Regions from separate parts of the Homo sapiens genome. Here region 1 is linked to region 2. Evidence: chromatin loops called from intact Hi-C (ENCODE). Cell type or tissue: dorsolateral prefrontal cortex. All regions are shown on one strand. Each heading gives the region's core, and the rest is flanking DNA. Links, peaks and the distances in the headings are about the cores only. Region 1 has its middle 14 kb from the start of LINC02633. Region 2 overlaps RASGEF1A (RasGEF domain family member 1A).

What was found. A loop is a pair of places that touch in the nucleus more often than their neighbours do. Peaks named below come from ENCODE experiments on the same cell type or tissue, not always from the same donor. Only the 100,000 strongest peaks of a DNase experiment are listed, where the experiment ranks them.
Region 1: it touches region 2 in a loop (2.3-fold over the local background); 1 of 110 quality-filtered maps calls a loop at or near these places.

What each region holds. Positions count from the first base shown.
Region 1 is chr10:43,306,215-43,311,584 of GRCh38, forward strand. No RefSeq gene overlaps it. Among named protein-coding and RNA genes, the nearest start is that of LINC02633, 14 kb to the right of the region's middle. In dorsolateral prefrontal cortex, for the core only: no CTCF peak of the experiment used is centred there; a DNase peak (open chromatin) is centred at 2,957; H3K27ac peaks cover 1,868 bases.
Region 2 is chr10:43,253,331-43,258,700 of GRCh38, forward strand. The region is part of intron 1 of RASGEF1A (RasGEF domain family member 1A); the gene reads right to left. Among named protein-coding and RNA genes, the nearest start is that of RASGEF1A, 11 kb to the right of the region's middle. RefSeq lists a silencer at 2,618-2,807. In dorsolateral prefrontal cortex, for the core only: a CTCF peak has its summit at 2,718; a DNase peak (open chromatin) is centred at 2,671.

The sequences.
Region 1 (5,370 bases), core at 203-5,202, 53 kb after region 2:
CGTCTGGGCAGCTTACAGACTACATGCAAAGTGCCGCAAACAGTTGCCACTGCGGCCAGAACAGCTAGTGAGACTCGCATTTATTCAGTAAAGATTAATTGACAAAGGCTTGAGTCAACACCACTAGAGGGTAATTGACATTGCGGACCTCCCAAGTAGAAAGCAATTAAGCACCCTCAGTATAACAAAGGTTAGTCTTAAGACCACATGATTAAACAAGTTTGTTAGATAAACTCCCTACACTCCTTTGTTTCTACCCTAATTTATTTAACTAAAGGTAAGGGGACTAGGCTGCCTTCAGTCAGATTTATTACTGAAGTTATGCGAACTCTGAGGCCTTCCAAGAAGGTTTGTAGCTATTATAACTAAAATTTTTCCCACCAGCCTGACTGAACCACCACAACTGTCCACTACCATGACCAAGAGACACAGGCAGCTGATGGACATTTGAAACGTGGCTGGCCCAAATGGAAATGTGCTGGAGGGTAAAATACACACTGCATTTTGAATGCTTTGTAAGAAAAAAAAGGATGTGAAATTTCTGGTTAATAACTGTTATATGGCTGAGCGCAGTGGCTCACACCTGTAATCTCAGCACTTTGGGAGGCTGAGGTGGGAGGATCACTTGAGACCAGGGGTTTGAGACCAGTCTGGGCAACAAAGGGAGAGTCCATTTCTACAACAGCAACAAAAATATTAGCCAGGTATGGTGGCACATGCCTGTGATCCCAGCTACTCTGGAGGCTGAGGCAGAGGTTTGGGAGGGGTGGCCAGCTTGTATTCCCTTATTTGTCCCCGCCCACATCCTGCTGATGGTCCATTTTACAGAGTGCTGATTGGTCCATTTTACAGAGTGCTGATTAGTGCATTTACAATCTTTTAGCTAGACACAGAGCGCTGATTGGTGCGTTTTTACAGAGTGCTCATTGGTGCGTTTGCAATCCTCCTAGCTAGACAGAAAAGTTATCCAAGTACCTGCTGGACCCAGAAAGTCCAGCTGGCTTCACCTGTCACTAGGAAAGCTGAGTGTGCATATGGGCTCCACACGCTGCTGGACTCTGTGGCCCCTAGGCACTCTGGGGCCACACTAGGAGCCCCCAGACAGGGCCCTCTGCTCCTGGTTGAGGGCAGGGTGTCACCCCATTCCTCACCAGGAGGGCTGCATCTCTAGTGTAGCCTGCCAGCCTGCAGTGCCATCACCCTAGCTTATGGTGATGACGAGGCTGAGCCTCCTGAAAGGTCTGTCAAGGGGCAGCAGAACCCCCCGCAGACCCAGCTGCTGGGCCACGGAGCCTCCCCACTGGCCCTGCCAGCCATGCTGGGACTTCTCACCTGCGCCTGACCTGCTCCTGGGAGGGGGCTTCTTCACCTCCCTCCCGCATAAAATTCCGCCAGTTTTGGCCAGGCATGGTGGCTCACGCCTGTAATCCCAGTACTTTGGGAGGCCGAGGCGGGTGGATTACCTGAGGTTAGGAGTTCGAGACCAGCCTGGCCAATATGGTGAAACCCCATCTCTACTGAAAATACAAAATTAGCTGGGTGTGGTGGCACATGCCTGTAATCCCAGCCACTTGGGAGACTGAGGCAGGAGAATCGCTTGAACCTGGGAGGTGGAGGTTGCAGTGAGCAAATAATCATGCCATTGCACTCCAGCCTGGGCAATGAGAGTGAAACTCCATCTCAAAAAGAAAAGAAAAGAAACTGGGCCGGGCACAGTGGCTCATGCCTGTAATCCCAGCACTTTGGGAAGCCAAGGCGGGTGGATCACCTGAGGTTGGGAGTTCAAGACCAGCCTGTCCAACATGGAGAAACCTCATCTCTACTAAAAATACAAAATTAGCCGGGCGTGGTGACACATGCCTGTAATCCCAGCTACTCGGGAGGCTGAGGCAGGAGAATCACTTGAACCCAGGAGGCGGAGGTTGTAGTGAGCCGAGATAGCACCATTGCACTCCAGCCTGGGCAACAAGAGTGAAACTCTGTCTCAAAAAAAAAAAATTCATCCATTTTAGGTGTAAATCAATAATTTTTAGCTAATGCATGCAGTTGAGCAACGCTCACCACAATCCAGTTTTCAGACACTTCCATCAGCCCCTGACCCCATCGCGACACCACTTTCCGTCTCTGTGGATGTCCTTCTCTCAGCACTTGAGGCAAATGGAATCAGATCATATGTGGCCTTTTGCGTTTGGCTTCTCTCACTTAGCATGACCTTTTAAAGGGGTGTCCATGCTGTGGCATATTTTTTTAATTGCAACTGATTTCTTCCTCTCAGAGAAGGCAGCTGCACCCATTCCTGAACTTGCAAAAGAGGTGTTTTAATTTGGGGGGCAGAATGCCCCTCTTCCTGCAGCCCATTCTGAACCTGCCCTCCCCTGCCCTGGTCAGCACACCTCCCCTTGTGCACCTGGAGATCGTCATACTCTTCAGATCTGATTCTGGAGAGGAAAGGAAATATCAGCTCTGTGTCACTATTTTCAATGGAAAGACCATGAGACATCTGCTCCCCAGCCCAGTCCCTTGTCCTGCACTGACATCTCCAGGTGTGGCCCTGGGCATCTGCGTGTTTAAAATGCCCATGGTGGACAGAGTTGACAATGGAAACTCTGCTTTCTGCTTAACTCTTACATTCCCTCTTATTTTTTCAATTGAGAACTAATCTTTGATTTAGAAATTATGACATTCCCAAGTTCTACTCCAATCTTTTTTTCGTATTTATGTGTCACATGTGGCTTATTTAATAATTCTTTGGCAATTGTACATCTCAGTCTCACAATTGGCCTGATGGATTAACATTTTGTTTACTCAAATAATTGTGCTTGGATGATAAATTAGCCTGTTAACACTTCTTTCTTAGCAATATGCTCACTGACAATAGGCTTCTTTCACATGGCTGTGTGCTCACTGCATGGATGGGATGGAATCCAAAGGTCCCATCCTCCCGACCCAAGCAGCGCACGTGGTTTCCCAGTAATCTCTGTGACGCAAAACCTGAGAGAGGGAACGGCCCACAACATGCAGTGTCCTGAGTGGACACTTTTCCAATTCTGTTTTGCCCTGTTTTGGTCAAGGAGTGTGTTTGCGCATGCATAGAAAGAGGGAGAATGTGTGATACACACACGTATGCTATTTAGGTACTGACACCAAGGGTATTAAACACATATTAACTATAGAAAAGCTGATGTTTGGAGCTCATCTTTCTGCCTCTCATGCTGCCTCTAGGAATCCCCTAGGGTACGGAGGTGGAAACAAACACTTTCCTGCTGTGGGAACAACCACGGTGTTGAGTCTGTCCCACCTCCTTTCCTAAAGCCAGCCTGGGCATGCCCACAGGGGCAGGGGTCCCCGATGAAGGGGGAGCCTCATGGTATGCCAGAGCAAAACGCAGGAGACAGCTGTTTCATTTGGTAGGTGTTCTCCATACATGATTACAACACCTGCAAACTGCGGCTAACTATGGCACAGTGATGTGCACATCTGATCCCGTGCTTGATTTTAAACGGAATGCTCCTAAAGTCTTAAATGTGGCAGTTGCAGGTCTTGGTAGATAACCTTTAACAAGAAAAGGAAGTTCCCTTATAAATGTAGTTTGCAAAGAGGTTTTGTCTCTTTGTTTTTCTTTCATGCATCCACCAGATAGATCATGCTTTGAGGGCTTTTTTGTGGTACTTTAAAAGCACTGTACTCTGGTTTTTTGGGTTTTTTTGTAGGTTTTTTTGAGACAGAGCCTTGCTCTGTCACCCAGGCTGGAGTGCAGTGGCACGATCTTGGCTCACTGCCACCTCCACCTCCTGGGTTCAAGCGATTCTCGTGCCTCAGCCACCTGAGTAGCTGGGATTACAGGCATGAGCCATCATACCCCACTAATTTTTATATTTTCAGTAGAGACAGGGTTTTGCCATGTTGGCCGGGCTGGTCTCGAACTCTTGACCTCAAGTGATCCGCCTGCCTCAGCCTCCCAAAGTGCTGGGATTACAGGTGTGAGCCACTGCGCCCAGCAGCAATGCACTATGTTTATTTTTATGGCGGTTGTCCTTAAGATCCACACTTACATTTATTTACTTGTATTTGTTTCATAAATTTAACAGTTGTCTATTTCTTTTCTGCCACAAAAAGAATTTTACAAATTCTCAAGCCCCTCCCTTTGTCTCTCACCCCTGTATGTGCTCTGCCTCACTGGGAAGGTTTCATGTATACTTACGATGAGCAGGCTCACAGTGCTGTCTCTTAGCCTGGGTATTATGTAAAGAGACACCCATTCCTCTGAGAATGAAGAAAGAGAATTTCAGTATTTTGGTTTTTTCTTTTCTTTTTTTTTTTGAGACAGAGTCTCACTCTGTCACACACGCTGGAGTGCAGTGGCGTGATCTTGGCTCACTGCAACCTCCATCTCCCAAGTTCAAGCAATTCTCCTGCCTCAGCCTCCTGAGTAGCTGGAATTATAGGCACCTGCCACCGCCCCTGGCCTTTTTTTTTGAGAATGGGTCTCGCTCTGATGCCCAGGCTGGAGTCCAGTGGTGCGATCTCAACTCGCTGTAACCTCTCCCTCCTGGGCTCAAGTGCCCAGGAGGGGCTCAAGGCTGAGGTCCCTCAGCCTCCCAAGTAGCCGGGACCAGAGGCATGCACCACCATGCTTGGCTAATTTTTCAATATTTTTGTAGAGATGGGGTCTCACTATATTGCCCAGGCTGATCTTGAACTCCTGGGCTCAGGCAATCCTCTCGCCTCAGCCTCCCAAGGTGCTGGGATCACAGGCTGAGCCCTCGCCAGGCCTAAATGCACATTTCTAGCTCTGAGCTGTCTGTTGATGGCCTTTGCCAATTCCTTCTCATTTTCCTTTTTAGTGTCTGTTACGTAATACTTGTTGATTGTAGAAATTAGAAAAAACAAAGAAACTAAAAGGTAGAAAAAAGTGTCAGTCGCCTAAATTCCCAACATAGAGCCACATTACATGTTTCACTCTGTGGCGTTTCAGGTTTCTCTCAGATGTTCACCACATAGACCTGATGTGGAAATTGCCACACTGTAAATGGTGATGCTACATGTTCAGACATTGAGATGACCTCATAAATTTCCTTCAGGTATTAACTTTAGGAAATGCTCCTTACATAAACCCCAGTGCTCCAATGTTGACATGGAAAGAGACATTCAGAGTAGAGGAACAGCTTTCATTGAAATCTTGATTTTGTTCTCAAATTACCCTTAGGGATGACATGATCCCTTCCAAACCAGCACAGACACGACTACAGTCCATTCTCCTCTGCTGGATGTAGTTTCAGGATTTTCCCATCTTTATTTCTTTTTAATATTTGAGAAGCATAAAGATTTGCTTATGAGCTCTTAGATTATTTAAAATTATTTGTTGTGTTA
Region 2 (5,370 bases), core at 178-5,177:
TGAGGGATTAGGCTCTCAAGAGTGGGTATGGCCCCCAAATATGCCCACAGCCTGATCTCCAGAACCTGGGAATGTTCCCGTATTCGGCAAAAGGGACTCTGTAGGTGTAATTAGGCAGAGGCTCTTAAGGCTGCTGGGAGATTCTCCTGGGTGGGCCCATTGTATTCACAAGTCCTTAAAGTTGAAGAATCTTTCCCCGCTGCAGTCAGAGAAAGTGTGAGGACAAGACAGGGTCAGGGAGATGGTGGCGTCAGGGGACCCAACACCTGTGGCTGGCTCGGAGCTGTAGGGAGCCTCACACAAGGCCCAGAGGGGGCTCTAGGGGCCCTCAGGGGCCAACATCCCACAGGGGACGGGGACCTCAAGGAATGAGATTCTACCAACAGACACCTGCGTGACCACGATTCTGCCTGGAGCCTCCGAAGAGGCAGGCCGGCCAGCGCCTTGACCTCAGCCCCTAAGACCCGACCCAGCCTCTGACCTACTGGCCGAGATAAGAAGCATGTGGTGCGGAAGCAGCTCCATCTGTGGGACTTTTTTGCAGCAGCAATAAGAGGCAGGGGCAGCCCACCCTGCTTTGAGCACCAGCCGGCTGGCCACAGGCACAGACCACAGGGGCAGGACCCCTCTAGGGCTCACCCGGCAGTGCCCCTAAGCTGGGCCTGGGGCAGGCCTGCCTCCCCATGGGGTCTGGCACCATCCTCCCCACCCTCAGGCCCACAGAGGGCAGACGGAGACTCACATGCCAGGCCCAGTGCTCGGTGGATGGCCTCCCACCAGGGCTGTGCTCTGTGACCCCAGCTGTGCAAGGAAGTGGGCTGCAGGAAAATATCCCCTGCAGGAAACCCTGGAGCCAGGACACTTCAGGGAGGGCGGGAGACAAACAGAGGGGGCCTTCAGGGTCCTCTTGGGAACTGCAATGTGCCAGTGGCACCAGGACAGCTGTGGGGCCATGGAGGGCTGCAAGGGGCCATGTAGGTAGACCCCCCCAGTGCTGGCGGCCTCCACTTGTTGCCCCCTTAGATCTGTGTGGTGGGGCACTGGCCCTCCTGCTGAGGGCACGGGTTTCCTAACAGGCACCTATCCTTCAAGCTCCTTGGGCCTGGCCCAGACCTTCCAGCCCTGTGGGCTGTGCTCTTCCTGCTGGTCCTGCCTGCCCTCTCCACCTCGGGCCTCACGGCTGCACCGCTAACCCCCGCCCCCGGACCTGGTCTACTGTTGCAGGGCCCGGAACTGACACCTTCACACTCAGGTCACAGCGCAGTGACACCCGGCCTCTGGGCCTCAGCTGCTGGCAGAAGGCTGGGTGGGGGCTAGGTGGGGGCTGGGAGTCCATAAGGCTGTGCTCCCTGAGCAAGTCTCTGTGGTCACAGGCAAGGATGGAAACCGCTGCTGTAGCTCAGAGGTAAAACGGGTCTCTGTGGGATGAGCTCCAAGCAGGGGTCCAAGCAGGGGCTCCTCCTAGGGTCCCCAGAATAATCCCTGACTAAAGGGAGGGAACAAAGGAGACAGTCCCTTTATGGCACACAAGCAATGACACCAGTGACTCCATTGGGTCTGACATTGGGACCTCCTTGTGTAGCTGGTAGCCCCAGGGCCCACTGGAGGCCCCTCTATCCCCGCACTCCTGACACACTCGGCTGGGAACACTGGGGACTTTCCTCCTGGGCAGAGGCTCCCCATTCCCAGGCATCTGGAGAGGAAACCGGGAAGTGTGGGGTTTCCAGCACCTCCGGGAAGCCCCAGCCACCACCTGGTCTCTGCCTGGCAGAGTCCAGCCCCACCAGCCCAGCCCCTCCAGCCGGTGTCGGGCTTGGCTGCAGTGGGAATGCCCAGCAGGAAGGACAGCAGGATCCAGGAAATCTCCCAAAGTCACTATGCTGCACGGCCCCACCCAGGCCCCAGCGCCCTCCAGGCCCCTCACACCACCTAGGCCAAGCCGCCCAGCCCTGCCCGCCTAGGCTGCCCACTCAGCATCGCTCCTTCCTGCCCCACCCACTGCCATCTGGGCCTGGACGGCTCCAGGATATCCTGGACAGTGGGGCAGGCTGAGGTGAGAGAGCTGACCACTGTCCTGACCCAGCCCCAGGGCTGCACCCTCATCCAAAGGCTGGGGACAGCTGCCCCCACCTCCTCTTAGGCTGCAAGCTCTGGGGGCAGGCACACTCCTCACTCCTTGTCTCACAGCCCTGCCCAGAGCCTGCACCTGGAGCAGGACAGGAACATCACAGCTCTGCCATGTACCCTCTGCAGCCACCACTCTGAGGAGGTGAGGAGTGTCACTGGCATTTCATAGCAGCACAGACTGAGGCCAGAAACCGGAAGTGTCTGTCCAAGGACACAGGACACTGGTCAGGGCCAGAGTTAAAACCAAAACCCAGACTCCCATGTCAGGGGAACCCTGGAGCCAGGGCTGGGGGTGCTGGGGTGGGAGTAGGCACAAGTGTTGGCTCAGGACCACCAGGTGGTGGGTGTGTGGCCATTCCTGGGCACCTGTCACCCTTGGCTTCTCTGGGCTGGCTCCTGGCGCTGTCTGCCCACTGGCACCCCACTCCCCCAGAGGAGCACCAGTCTAGAGTGGGGGTGCAGTGTGGTCTGGGCTTCTCCGATGCCCTCCTTCCTCCCCTGGTTGCCAACAATGCTAAAGCTGCACGCCTGTGATCAGGGAGGCCCTCTCAGCTTGACTGCTCTCTCCTGCCCCCTAGAGCTACCATAGTGTTTAGACAGAGGCCATCCCCAGCCTAGGGGGAGCACTGTGCAGGAGGAGGCCCCCAGGGGACCCAGAGTGAACTGACTTTAGGGAGCCCATGCTAATGACTGTCCTGGCCACACTGTGCCCCACAAGCCACAGGTGGAGTGAGGATGCTGAGGGGGCCTGGAGCCAGGACAAGGCAAGCCAGGCGGGGGCAGGTGCGGCAGGTGCTGCTGGAGTCCCCCAACCCCTACCCAGAACACACAGCAGCCTGCATCCAGGCAGCCAGTGCGGAGCTTGGTTCTTGATCCGGCTGTGACTGGCTGTGTCCTCCCTGGACCATGTGCTCAGAGATGGGACAAGGGCTGAGCGGCTTGTCACAGGCAGAAAGAAGAACAGGAACAGGAACCTCAGGGAAAGAAAGGGCTGGTTGGGGGTGGAGGGGGTGGTGAATCAATAGCCAAGGGAGGTGGGTGAAGAAAGTGAGGTGCAGCAGGTCAAATACGCAGACCAGAGTGGCCTCTCCAGGATCCCTGCCCACATTGTAATGCATGGGCTACCTCTCTCGGCTTCCAGGGCACTGCACACTCAGTGCGACTCTGGACCTCAGCCGCTTCCCCCACACAGTCTCCCGTCCCTGGTTCTCTCCACGTTGGGGCTGAGGATGTGTCTGGTGTGGACCAGCGCACACCACAGCCACAGAGCAGTGCCCCCACTCGCGCCATCTGCACACAGACACAGATGAGCCGTGAAGGTGGCATGAAACCCCGGGCCTCTGTTCCCCGACTTTCTTGCCATTCCCTGGTTGCCGGCAGGAGTCCATCTTGGGGCCCAGCTGTTTCCTCTACAACCGGAAACCCCCTTCCTCCCTTCATGGTTTTGCCCAAACCTGGCCTTCCCAGGGTGGCTGCCTTCATCGCTCCCTCCTGGCACCTCTCCCTCCTTCCAGAATCATTAGGCTCATTTCTGTCTATTTTTAGGTTGTGTCTGCACTCCCAGAGTCTGGGCCATGCCTGGCGTGCATGGCCTGCAGTGGGTGAGGTTGTGATCCGACATCTCTCCCCAGGTCAACTTTCCACTCTCCAATGGTTCTGCCTGAGTCCATCTCTCAGGTGGGGGTGAGGGTGAGCAGCACCTTGCAGAATCCCTCACATGGCTCCAGAGGTCACAGCAAGAGGGAGGAGCCATGAGGCCTGGGTTCACACCCTGGACTGGCCACTTCTCGTTATCAGCACCAGCAGGACTCTTGACCCCTCCAAGCCTCGCTGACACACTGGTGATGATTTGCATGCCCACCCTGGGCCCACTTGTGTCTAGACACCCCTCACCAGGTGGGCAGCTCATCAGCCACATGGGGCCTTGCCCAGCGAGTCCCACCCATGCAGTGTTTGGTGGGGAAGGAGGAGCACAGGTCCCGCCCAGGAGGCAGGATTCTGGGACTGGGCCTGCCTCTGCCGCCTGGGGGCCTCTCCTCCACACCTCAGTCCCATCTGGCCTGCAGGCAGGTTCCAGCAAGCTACATTCTCCTTCCTAGGAGGGTGGGGATGTTCTCAGACCCCGTAGTGCCCTGCGCTTCCCCCGGGCCTCCCCAGGGGGTAGTGACTGCACACAGCGATGGGCAACAACAGGGTCCAGGGTCCCGTCAGCGGTGCCCTCCCCATTCTAAAGCAGGCCTGGGACTCACATTCTCCAGAGCCAGCCCTGGCCCTGCATTATGCTGCACTGACCATTTTCACATGTGCTGTATAATGTCTGGTTGAGGCCAGGGGTTCTCCCCTGGGCTCCCACAGGGCTGCATGGCTGTCCCCACTAGCCAGGGAAAGGTGTGTCCCCTAGGACTGACAGACACTCCTCCCACCATCCAGGCAGCCAGTGCTCTGGCCGAGGCAGACAGCTGCAGCCTGGAGAGGACAGACAGGGCGAGGCAGGGGAAGGCAGCTGCCTGGGCCAGGACATGAGGGCCTCCAGTGTTACATTTACAGGAGGCTCAGAAAACAACTAGGCTGGGCAGGTTTCCAGTGGGCATCTGGGGTGAACTCCTTCCCCATTCAGGATCTCAGGCGAAAGCTGCCTCTATACTAGGTGGCTCACAGCTTCGGGGAGGGGTACCCTCATGGAGGTCTGCCTGCTGGAGCCCCCAGAACCCTGCGCCAGTCAACTCTTCATTGAAAGATAGGGAGGCGCAGTTTCGTTTAACTCAATTTTGCAGCCTCCATCATCTGAGTGGGTGGGTATGGAGTGTCTCATCTTGAGGTGAGGGATTCTGTGAGCGGGAGGACCCCATGGCTGGCCTGGCCTCTCAGGAGGCTGAGGTGAGGGGGCTGTGGAAGGTGAAGTCGCCCCTCCTAATATGGCAGCAGGAGGGTGAAGTCTAGCCTCGGTCACCACTTCCCCTGCCCCATGCCACCTGCCCTCCTCTTTCATGGCCAACCCAGTGCCCCACCTACCTCAGGGCCATCTGCCACTCTGCGCTTGACACCAGAGGACAAGTGCATTTCCTTGGGGCAAAGCTGCAGGCCACAGCAGGCGGCTGGCCCCTTGGGACGAGGAGAGCAGCTCAGTTTTGGTGGGCCGAGGGGCACCACCAGCAGGGAGCCTCAGAGAGCCTAGCAGGCTTGGGTGAGCTACTGAGCTGCAGGCTTGCTGGATGGATGCCCCACAGGCCAGCCCCTAGGAGC